Linked DNA regions of Homo sapiens: region 2 is linked to region 1. The links are chromatin contacts, found by Hi-C or POLR2A ChIA-PET in ENCODE. All regions are on one chromosome and are shown on one strand. The core of a region is the stretch at or near the end of the contact, and the rest is flanking DNA. Distances in the headings are between cores, read along the strand shown. Region 1 holds the start of GLRX5 (glutaredoxin 5). Region 2 overlaps ATG2B (autophagy related 2B).

What was found. Hi-C counts contacts between places; a loop is a spot of excess contacts on that map. ChIA-PET counts read pairs that join two places held with the same protein, here RNA polymerase II (POLR2A). Pooled maps may share reads with other maps.
Region 2: a loop to region 1 is called in a map of sigmoid colon, with 3 times the contacts of the local background. The contact joins the enhancer-like site here to the promoter of GLRX5 in region 1. A Hi-C loop is called at or near these places in 2 of 168 maps with a recorded cell type or tissue (endothelial cell of hepatic sinusoid and sigmoid colon) and 2 of 50 pooled maps. POLR2A ChIA-PET finds 5 or more read pairs at or near these places in 1 of 52 experiments (naive thymus-derived CD4-positive, alpha-beta T cell).

Annotation. Positions count from the first base shown.
Region 1 is chr14:95,531,318-95,536,299 of GRCh38, forward strand. It overlaps GLRX5 (glutaredoxin 5), which reads left to right and starts at 3,733. Exons shown (of 2, transcript NM_016417.3): 1 at 3,733-4,067. The coding sequence starts at 3,773. It overlaps SNHG10 (small nucleolar RNA host gene 10), which reads right to left and starts at 3,555. Exons shown (of 1, transcript NR_003138.3): 1 at 1,595-3,555. It also overlaps SCARNA13. RefSeq lists enhancers at 2,163-2,952, 2,953-3,742, 3,006-3,465 and silencers at 3,606-3,895, 4,106-4,165.
Region 2 is chr14:96,283,195-96,288,764 of GRCh38, forward strand. ATG2B (autophagy related 2B) reads right to left here. Exons shown (of 42, transcript NM_018036.7): 42 at 1-2,791. The coding sequence ends at 2,561. Among named protein-coding and RNA genes, the nearest start is that of BDKRB1-AS1, 17 kb to the left of the region's middle. RefSeq lists an enhancer at 3,201-3,370. Within about 2 kb of position 2,622, at least 4 of the 41 ENCODE cell types and tissues checked have a DNase peak (open chromatin) inside an H3K27ac peak, as active enhancers do.

The DNA.
Region 1 (4,982 bases), core at 2,483-4,982:
AAAAATAATTTTTTAAAAAAGTAAAGGTACAGAAACACTGACATGTGGAGTGCTCAGATAAAGCATCACCTTCAGTTCAATAATCTGAACTCTAGTTCTTCATTTGGGGCTGATAAACGGAAGAAGCTATCTCAGATATGTGGAGGTTTACACGATGAATTCAATGGCGAATTTGTTTTTGGAGAAGTGGATAGAAAACAGGAGTTCTACCAAATATAGTAAAGCCTTATCTATAAATAAACACAAGGAAGAAAAACATTTTTAGGATGCCTGAGTCAGCATGTTTACACGGCATGATTATTTAGTTTGGGGTTTAACCAATCCTGTGACTCAAATCCCAGGATTCTCAGAAGTTCCTGAGTACTTCCCACCCTCACCTCTTCACTAATGTTCACGAGGCAGGAAGCCATCACATGCTAAGACAGGCCATTTACTCAAAACACCCAAAACATCTGGTCATAGATGCAGACTGATGACAACTGTTTATTTAAGATGTATATTTTGTCATGTTTTCATCATAGGACTAAAGAGGAATCTCAAAACCAAAATGCCAAACTTTATGCAAAAGTCTGATACTTTGGACGAAGTATTTTGAATACTGTTTTCTTTGCTTCTTAAGATCACTGATGTTTGGTGCTAAGTATTTCACTATATTTTGGGTTGTTTTATTAAAAATTTAAATTTAGATGTATTGTTTCAATTTCTTTGGTTCAGATACATGATCTGTTTCCTGCCCTTGCTCATGCTATCAAAATAGCTCCTTGAAAGAGCACCAACATGCTTTTCCATATCCTTAGCATTTCACACACTGTATGTTCTTATCATATTCTACAAAAACACGGCAACTTCACTATGATTTAGCAAAACACAGGCTTTGTACTCTTCCTTCTCAAGGATTACTCTTAATCTTTAATGGCAGCTGCATTCTCAACTTAATACAACGTTCAACAAATAAAAAAGACAACTGCTTCTGAGCCCAATATTATACATTAGGTAAGGAACACGATACTCCTCATTACTGTTCTGTCTCAGGATATAAGTTTGCAAATTCTTCTCCTGATCTCAGTCAACATAAAAGCAGAATTACAGTTTAGAGTGGGCAATGAGAAAGGTGGAATCAAAATAGACACAGGGAAGGCCATAAAGAGTTCGCAAGCATAAATGCCTGATAGCAAAAACGATCACAGAAGATTCCAAAACCACAATCCTGCACAAAGGCCATCTCAATCTTACACAAAAAATACTTCTGCAATGCCTGCCGAGCACCTGCCTGTCCAACCTGGGACTGGTGTCACCTTTGTTACTGATCCTTGTAGTCAAAAATAATTATCTCAAAACAATTATGTAACCCTCCTCATTTTTCCTTTAAAGACCTTTGTCTTCCTCTATCTCCCAGGATACACACAGTTAACTATCGCATGCATTTTCTCATTGCAGTGCTCTATTCCTGAATAAATGCCATTTTCTTTTAGAGAGCCTCTCTCTGTTCGTTATTTAAGTTGACAGCAACAAACAGTTTAGGTTTTTGGCAACAAATCACCAATATTTACTTAAAAACAAACAAAACACTTACAACACAGGTAGGAACAACAGGTTATTTTGGAAAGAGTTTAATATATTCTCTATTGTTAAGTGCACCAGATGCTGGACTTCTGAAACAACAATTATGCTTCTGCATAATAGCTTTTTCTACATATTTCTGTTCATGTTGCTTGTTCCTCTGATTTACCTGGAATCAATGAATCTGAAAAACAAAAAGATTCTTTAAGCACCTGGTAAATTTCAGGTCCCACATTAGAAAATGAGCAATCATCAATAATATTGATGGGGGTGAAAATATGACATTGAGACTTTCGGGTAATGTGCCGAGTTTACTTTCATAGTTTACTAGGCTCAGGTTTCATGCCGAAGGATTATTTGAAAGACTCACTCACTGACATGATTTTCTGATTTTAAATTCGAACACTCTCAAAGCATAAACAGATCACCTCCAGCAACATTGTAAAAAAATACTCAAAGTTTAAAAAAAAAAAAGTAACTTGTGGCAGTACTTAGTGTTCAACAGAAAACACTCCATCTGCTAAACAATATCTCGACTGCAAAGCTTCTCTTACTGTTGGCGGATAGATAATGACATAGCCCAGTCATTATCACCGTGGCAACAGTGACCAGAAACTATCAGAGGAAAATTGCACATGGAACAGCTGGCTCTCGAGCAGGCATGCCTCAGCTTCCTCTGGAGTATGCTTTTTCTGCAAGTCTGGTGTGCTCGAGGGTACCACCAACCCTGTGCGGCTCCAAGACTACAGATTATGTAGCAAGTCCACTGGTCCTGCTCTTCCGGATTTATTCTTCCCGCCAATAGGAGCACTTACCACGTTCCAAGCATCGTCCTAGGCACTGAGGATACAGCAGTGAATAAAACTGAGTGCTGGGTAGGAAGTCAATAACCAAGCTAGTAAATAACTGTATATTGTCAAGCACTGGTAAGTACAAGGGAGAGCAGAGCAAGCAATGGGCCTGATGAGGCTTGCTTTGTCTCCTCTGCACTCCCACACTGCTTTGTATCTGCTTCTCATTTCTCACGATGGGTCCAAGCTTTGGGCACCAGGTCTCCCTGGACATTCCGCGCTGGCACTGCGCCTAGCACCCAGCGGCTGCTCAGGAAACGTTTGTCGAACGAACGAATTCACTTCTTAGTTCCCCATTCAACAAACCTTTCCTGATCCTAGGCCCAACAGGTTAAAAGGCTGGAGGGCCAACGAGGCTGGAAACTCAGAGGCGGCCGGGGGCGGTGGCTCACGCCTGTAATCCCAGCACTTTAAGAGGCCGAGGCAGGAGGATCCCTTGAAGCCAGGAGTTCGAGACCAGCCTGGGCAAAAAAGTGAGACATCGACCCCCCGCCCCCGCCGCCAATTCCGTCTCTACAAAAAGGAAGAAAAAAAAAAAAAACCCAGAGGAAATCACACAGGCAAAAGCGCTTTACAAATTTTAAAAATGAAAACTGTTCTAGAGAAATAATCGCGCGCCGGAGGCGGAAGCCCCAGAGCCTCAGCTCCCACGTGGCGGCGGAGCCAGGGAAAGTCCAGGAGCCAAGGCTACGGCCCGAGCGCTGGAACCCCGGTCAGGCTCCGGCTCCCCGCCACGACGAACTGCATGCGGCCGCGGCGCTCCGGAGGCGCCCGGGGACGCTCACCTAAGCTGGGAGAGGCGGATACCCGCCCGGCCTAGCCCCGCTACCTCCCAAGAGACCAACACGACAAGCGCGCGCCCACCGCATTGCCATGGCAATTCAACCGCCGCTGACACCGGAACCGGAAACTTCATCAGGAGGTGACCCCTTCCCGGCGTTCCGCGGAACGGGCGAGTCCCGCGCCTCTCCCAGTTGTCTCGGCGTAGTCCAGCTGGCCTCATTGGCTCACAGGAGGAAAGTCGTCTTCCCTCTTGTTTTGCCTCTCGTTGCCCTGCAAGCGTGACCCTGATGGACATCCAGTCTCTCCAATTAACTAACAAAGCGGTTGCCGACGACCAATAGTAAGGCAGTAGGATGAGGCTCCGGCATAAGGCCCACCTCCTACCTGCCGGGCGGGACGAGCAACATGATTGGTGGAATCGAGTAATTACTGATCAGTATTGTCCAATCACGGAGGGCAGTTTAGAGCCGGCCCAATGAGGGCCTCCAGGGGGCGGGTCGGACTGCCGCGGGCCGGGGAGCGCTCTGGGTGGCCAGCTGTGGGCCCGGGCCGTCGTGGGCTCCGGCTTGCGTGCGGAGATGAGCGGGTCCCTCGGCCGAGCTGCGGCGGCTCTGCTCCGCTGGGGGCGCGGCGCGGGCGGCGGTGGCCTTTGGGGTCCGGGCGTGCGGGCGGCGGGCTCGGGCGCGGGCGGCGGCGGCTCGGCGGAGCAGTTGGACGCGCTGGTGAAGAAGGACAAGGTGGTGGTCTTCCTCAAGGGGACGCCGGAGCAGCCCCAGTGCGGCTTCAGCAACGCCGTGGTGCAGATCCTGCGGCTGCACGGCGTCCGCGATTACGCGGCCTACAACGTGCTGGACGACCCGGAGCTCCGACAAGGTCAGGCCAGTGTGCCGGGCAGGCGCCCTCCGCCCCGGGCCCAGGAGCATCGCTGCACGAGGCCGAGGGGTTCCGCCGCGCCGGGCTGGGGAGCGGGGCTCCATCCGCCGGGGTCTGTCTGAAGGTTCGAGCCGGGTTAGGGCGAGGAGTACTGCCCTGGAGTAGAGTCTGGGCTGAGGGTGTAGTTGATTTCACTGGGTCTTGAGGATCTGGGGCTCTGTACTGTTGCCAACTTGAGCAGTAGGTAAAGTCCTAAAGGTTCACTTATCCTCACTTCGAGCTAATATAGGCGTTTCGGGGCGATTTGTCAATGACTGACTCGGAGGAGGGTGGCCCGCTGCCTGACTGCTCTGCACGGTTAGGAAACTCATAGTAAGGACCCACTGTGAGATAGGTACTTTCGCGGACACTTTGGGGAGGTTGGAAGCCATTGGCCTACTCGTGGGTAAGGTCTAGGGCTGTCGATGGTGGGGAGAGGGCTGAGGTTGCCCTTGAGGCTAGTGAGGTCGGAGGCTGATCTCGCTTGGCTCACGGCTCAGGGTGTCAAGCATCATCCTCTGTGGTTGCTACAAGCAAAGGGTTGGGACAGCTGTCGGCTGACCTTAGTCGGGATCTATGTTGTCGGGGAAGAGTCATGACATTTGGCTTTAGATACTCAAGCACAGGGCTGAATTTATGTGGGCCAGGGCTTGGAGAGGTTTGTGGGGAAAAGAAGCAGCCCTGGCTCCTGGGCCCTGGGCTAACTCACTGGCTCAGCCTTGGAGCCCAGGGGGCCAGGGCACCAGGGACCAGATGGATTAGGCCGGGAGAGGGAAGGCTGCAGCTAATAAGCATCTTTTCCAAGTACTCCACGTGCATTCGCCAGTCTTATCTGAGTAGGGGAGGAGGAAGAGGCCAGGCACAAGGGCCTGCTCC
Region 2 (5,570 bases), core at 1,372-3,871, 750 kb after region 1:
CTGACAGATCTCGATGGAGCTGCTTATGGGACTCCATGGGGGGAACTGTAAGGACTCAACGTATCACTGGTGGACATGCGCGATCTACTCTAGTCAGAAGCATGACACCAACCCAACCACCCAGGCACAGTGGCAGTTCAGAAAAGTATTGCTCTGAGAGATCTGAGATCTAAGGTGGCCCCTGGCTGCTCCGCGTGTGATGTCGCCAGAGAGGACTCTCACTGGACGAGGCCCAGTGGTCTGAGGCTCTGTACAAAGCATGACGCCACATGTGATCATTCTCACACGCACACACAGCCTAATCATCCAAAACCTCCCTTTGGGCTTTGTCGTAAAAAACCCTCCATTTACCAGGAGGGATGCTGAGGCTTACAGGGATCAGATGTCCTGGACAAGTCATCCGTTTGGTAAGCTGCAGATGTGGCAAACCACGGATTCTAGCCACGCTCTTTCTACTGTGTCATCACAACACCAAAGTCTGAAAAGACACTTGTAAAAAAGAAAAAGCTTAAGGACATTTAATAATGTAGAAGTGTTCCGATATAGATAAACATCTTTCCAGAATCTCAGGTAAAGAACATCTTGGCTGAACTGACAACGAATCTTTTTGAGACACAACGTTTCTGTTCCCAAAATGATTACATCGACAACAGGTGCAGGAGGGTAGAACAAAGAAAGAACCGCGGAGATTACATTACAAAGATATATGTTTAAATGAGATTTGTAAACTTAATTTGTTTGCAACTCCGGGTGCAAAGAAGAGAATAATTATTTTTCTCTATACTGTAGTTAATTGAACTTAAGTACAACTGTGGAAAGTATATTTAAAAGTTAGACAGATTTTACAATTTTAAGTTTGATCAAGTGTTTTCCAGTTTGACTAATCATAACTGGGTTAACACACATAGCAAGTTTCCTTAAGGGCAAATGGAAAATGCTGGCATCTGAGCGGGGTGGTCAGAACGCACCCCACAGCCAGAGGCGCCTTCCCGGTAACACAGCACGCCTTCCTGTTAGTGTGTCGCCAGGACCAGGCTCTACCCGAATAAGAGATGGTCCCACGGTGCTTAAACAGGTGGTTACGCTGTTGTCTTTTTAAGTTTTTTGGCAGTAAAAAGGAAACTAAAATTAAAAGCTATATAACCCCATTTTTATAAATTCTAAACATTTTGATTTTTGGTTTACATTGCTTTCCTGCTTAGAAAATTTAGAGAACGAAATTGATTTAACTACATTTTCCAAGCCCCAAATTGAAATGCAGTTCTGAAATTGAAGTTCAATAATATTCCCCCAACTTTAGAAAACAGGAAGTCAGGTCATGCAACTTTCAACAGTGGATATATACAAAGTTCCACCTTTTCTTTCTGCTGGATCAATCTAAAGTCAGGAATTGACAACAATTTCCCTCTTACTCCTAGGTAATGATTTACCTGATATTAACCAAAATCGATTTTGAGAAAGTGTTCCCAATTATCTTGTGGTAAATCACAGTACTGCATCTATGAATATGCTCTAAGAAAAGCAAAATATTCATGGAAGCATAAAACAATATCACCTTTAAATAAAAATACTTTATTCATTCCTGATAGGTTATCAAAATGTACACTGTTAACCAAGTAAAAATGGTATGCTGAAATAGTTAACTAGGGCATATTTGAAGAATTTTGTTTACTTTTAAAAGAGGAAAAATCACTTCCAATCTTCCCTTCCACACATTCCTAACAAGCCTGCACTATACCTGCTTAAAACTGAAAATATAAACAATTACATGGGCCCCACTTCATTACAGAATGCATTTTCCTGTACTCTTAAAGGAAGCTATTACATTGAAGTTACCTTCCTTTGCCAAAAACTTTCAGACAAGTTTACTGCTCTTTATATTTTGTGTAACTTTGTAAATTATACAAGAAATATAGCACACAACTTGAATTAATCTAAAAACACATACACATAAACACAGGATAAAGTGCAACACAACAGAACATGTCTGCAACATTCACTTTCTCAAACCCCCACAGAAGGATTTTCGGAGTAAATGGAAATAATGTTGTTCTCAAGTGCATGAACACTAAATTCAACAGAATAGGTTATTTTTCCACACTGATATTTATATTGAAAATCCTATTTGCTTTGCTTCCCCTGTGGCTTCTGTCTCTCATTTTCAGTTAAAAGTTCCGAAGCTGTGATTCTTTTTAAACCTTAAGAAAATCCAACTCCACAGAGCTACACAAAGTGTTAGAAGGCAGCTTCCAATGATCTCTCGTCGGTAACAAGGAGAATTACAGTCATCTTAACAAAAGTGAGCCTTCCACTAACTTGGCAGCAAATGCTTTAAGGACCTTTGACACCAGCCACCAAACATTTCTATAGGCAAGTATCAACTATAAATGTCAGAAGTTTTTGGTTGCATGTTGTTTTGATGTTAAATTATTTAACTAAAAAATGCTTTTGTTCCTGAGATGAGCACAATAAAATTAAACGAGCTTCCTCTGAAGCTGCTGTCAGGACTCTGAGCTCCTGGTTCCACTCTCCTTATCTTCACACTGTCAGTTCCAAGCCATCAGTCATCCCCGTGGCGCCATTTCTGTGACTCGTCTTGCCGGACATCTGGCCTAATTTGGTTTCTCATGCCACCCAGCACGTTTGACGTTGCTTCTGTGGCAACAATCAGAGGTTTCACCACTGCCGGAGGAATCTGGCGCAGAACCTCGCCCACGGCACCAGTCACCCCTCTGCTCTCGTGTTCTCGAGCCGCAGTTTCATAAATGGTCTGAGCCGTGTCTGTGATTCCCTGCGTAGAGGAGGGAGGTAGGAGAGAGGAGGGCAGTGAACAAACTCTGGTCGGAAAACTCTCTAAGCTATCCTGCAGTACACACTTTTAAAGCAGGTAACATTATGTTTGTAACCAGACAAAAAAAAATGCCATGCTTTTAGATAAACCAGGATTATTATTTTTAATGACAGAATTCTAACTATAAGGGAAAGAGGCAATTATGACTTAGTATTTTGTTGTGACACTAGTGCGTGGAAAATGTAGGTAAACTAAAATTTCGCATTGGGAAGACAGAAATACGGGCTTTGCTGGTACTATTAATCACTCCAGTTAAATCAAACTTGGCAAACAAAGCTTCTTGAATATATTCACTAAAGAAATATGGTGATAGTTCCCTTTGATTCAACCTAATTCTACTAAGCTCTGGGAAATTACTTAATTTGTTTTAAATTACTGGCTATGTATTAGGAAAAAAATGGAAAATTCAATTAAGATAAAAAGCTCAATAGAACATTTTATTGGATTAGAGAATTCTGAGAACAAAAAGCAGGAACATGTTTAATAATTCTCAACAAAACTTTAGTAGCATTTTCCATCTTTCTCACAACATAATAAAATAATGATGATTGCTAAGCTTTCTTTTTCATTTATTCAGTCTCTATGCTAGTAATGACTTCTGAGCTTTGAAGCTGAATATACAAACATGTAGGTCAAACCAATGTGGTAAAACTTCACATGACTTCTGAATCTTTACCATTTATCTAACTCAGAAATCCCTAGGGAACTCAAAGCAACATTCCATTATTATTATTATATTATTATATTATTGTGACAGCTTCAGTGATGGGGACAGCATAAAGGAACTTTGAGTTCTCCAGGGAAATCAAGGACCTTGAACTAACCCAGAATCTAGCCATCATTTTGGCAAGTTAACAAGAGCGTCCTATCTACCCAGTATATCTGGCAAAAACGTAATACCACAGAGCAATAAAAAAGATGTCCAGAAGGCCGGGCGCGGTGGCTCACACCTGTAATCTCAGCACTTTAGGAGGCCGAGGCAGGCGGATCACGAGGTCAGGAGATCAAGACCATCCTGGCTAACACAGTGAAACCCCGTCTCTACTAAAAATACACAAAACTAGCCGGGCGTGGTGGCAGGCGCCTGTAGTCCCAGCTACTTGGGAGGCTGAGGCAGGAGAATGGCGTGAACCAGGAGGCAGAGCTTGCAGAGAGCCGAGATCATGCCACTGCACTCCAGCCTGGGCAACAGAGCGAGACTCCGTCTCAAAAAAAAAAAAAAAAAAAACGTGTCCAGAAAAACTCAAAGAAATAATAAGTACTACTTTAAAAACTATCTAGAGGATAACAGCCAATAAGAGAAACCATGAGCACAACAATGTTTACAACTTGTACATTTCCCTGCACCATCTCCCTCCCCTCTCCACCAGCTCTCCTCCCTATCCCACCTGCGATAAACAGGAGTAGATGAGTAGAGTACGAGGCCGACCACCACTACGTTTGCGGACAACAGAAGTAAATTCCAGTCTCAGCCCTATTATTTAGCTGTGTGACCTTAGATAAGTCATTTAAAGAGGGAACTAAAATGCTGCCTTCCTCCTACGGTGATTGTTAGAATTAAATAATTCATCTCAAGAGCTTGACAGAGTTTGGAAGACAGTAAGTGTTCAATAAATAATTCCTACTACCACCCTCGTAAGTGCCTGACTACCACCAAATAGAACTATGTAAGTAGGGGTTGACATACTTTTTATGTAAGGGCCACACAGAAGGTATTTGTGGGCCATGGTCTCTGTTATTTATTTTTTGTTTTGTTTTGTTTTACAATCCTTTAAAATTGTAAATACCATTATTAATAGCTCAAAGGCCCATACAAAAGAGGCATGGCTAGTCTACCCTGCAGCCTAGTCTGCCAACTTCTGATCTAAAAGATGAGCCTATCTATGACACACACAAGGCATTTTCTCTTCATCTTTGACTTACTGACATCTAAAATGGAAAAGAAATACCAAGCACCACTTAGGAACTTTTTTTTTTTTAACTTTAATAGAGAATCCAGAGCAAGTCCAAACAAGCACATCCTACCATCTCAATCCACACTTACTAATCTCACCCTCCCTTCCCTCATTCTTCCTAGTGACAGCTTAGAGAAAGAGAACTAAACTTTAAACCCAAATACCCAGTTCCAATCCTGGCTCCACTCCCTTTTCTCTGTGGTACTTGGGGAAGGCCACTGTCTGGCAGAACCCGTTTCCTCATCTGTAAATTAGAAATATCGCCTATCTCTAATGGTGATTACCATATATTTGGCACAAAGTAAGCACACATTTATTTTAAAATTAATATAGATTAAATTAGGCAACCACTTCACAAGTTGTTAAATCAAACTGCTATTACATCTTACTGCCCACTGCCCTTACTAACCCCAGTGTCTGTTTCACAGATCTAATTTTAGCCTATTGATAGCTGGCTCAATCCTGACATCTGTAGGAGCAAATCTGACTGGTAATTATCTCTTTATTCTCCCCAGTAAATCTTTTTTTCAAAGCTGACCATTGGTCTTACCTTTATTTATCCACTAATACATTTCTTGGGGCCCTACCTTCGTGGACTTCCTGCCGTTTGGGACCACAGAGGCTACTTTTCTCAAGTAAAAGACCATCCTAGGCACGTCTGACTGTTGTTAGAATATGACTGAGAAAAATATCTTTCATGAAATCCTAAAACACAAATCATAAGTCAAATGACCTCAAACTCCCTTATGTCATATTAAAAAGAA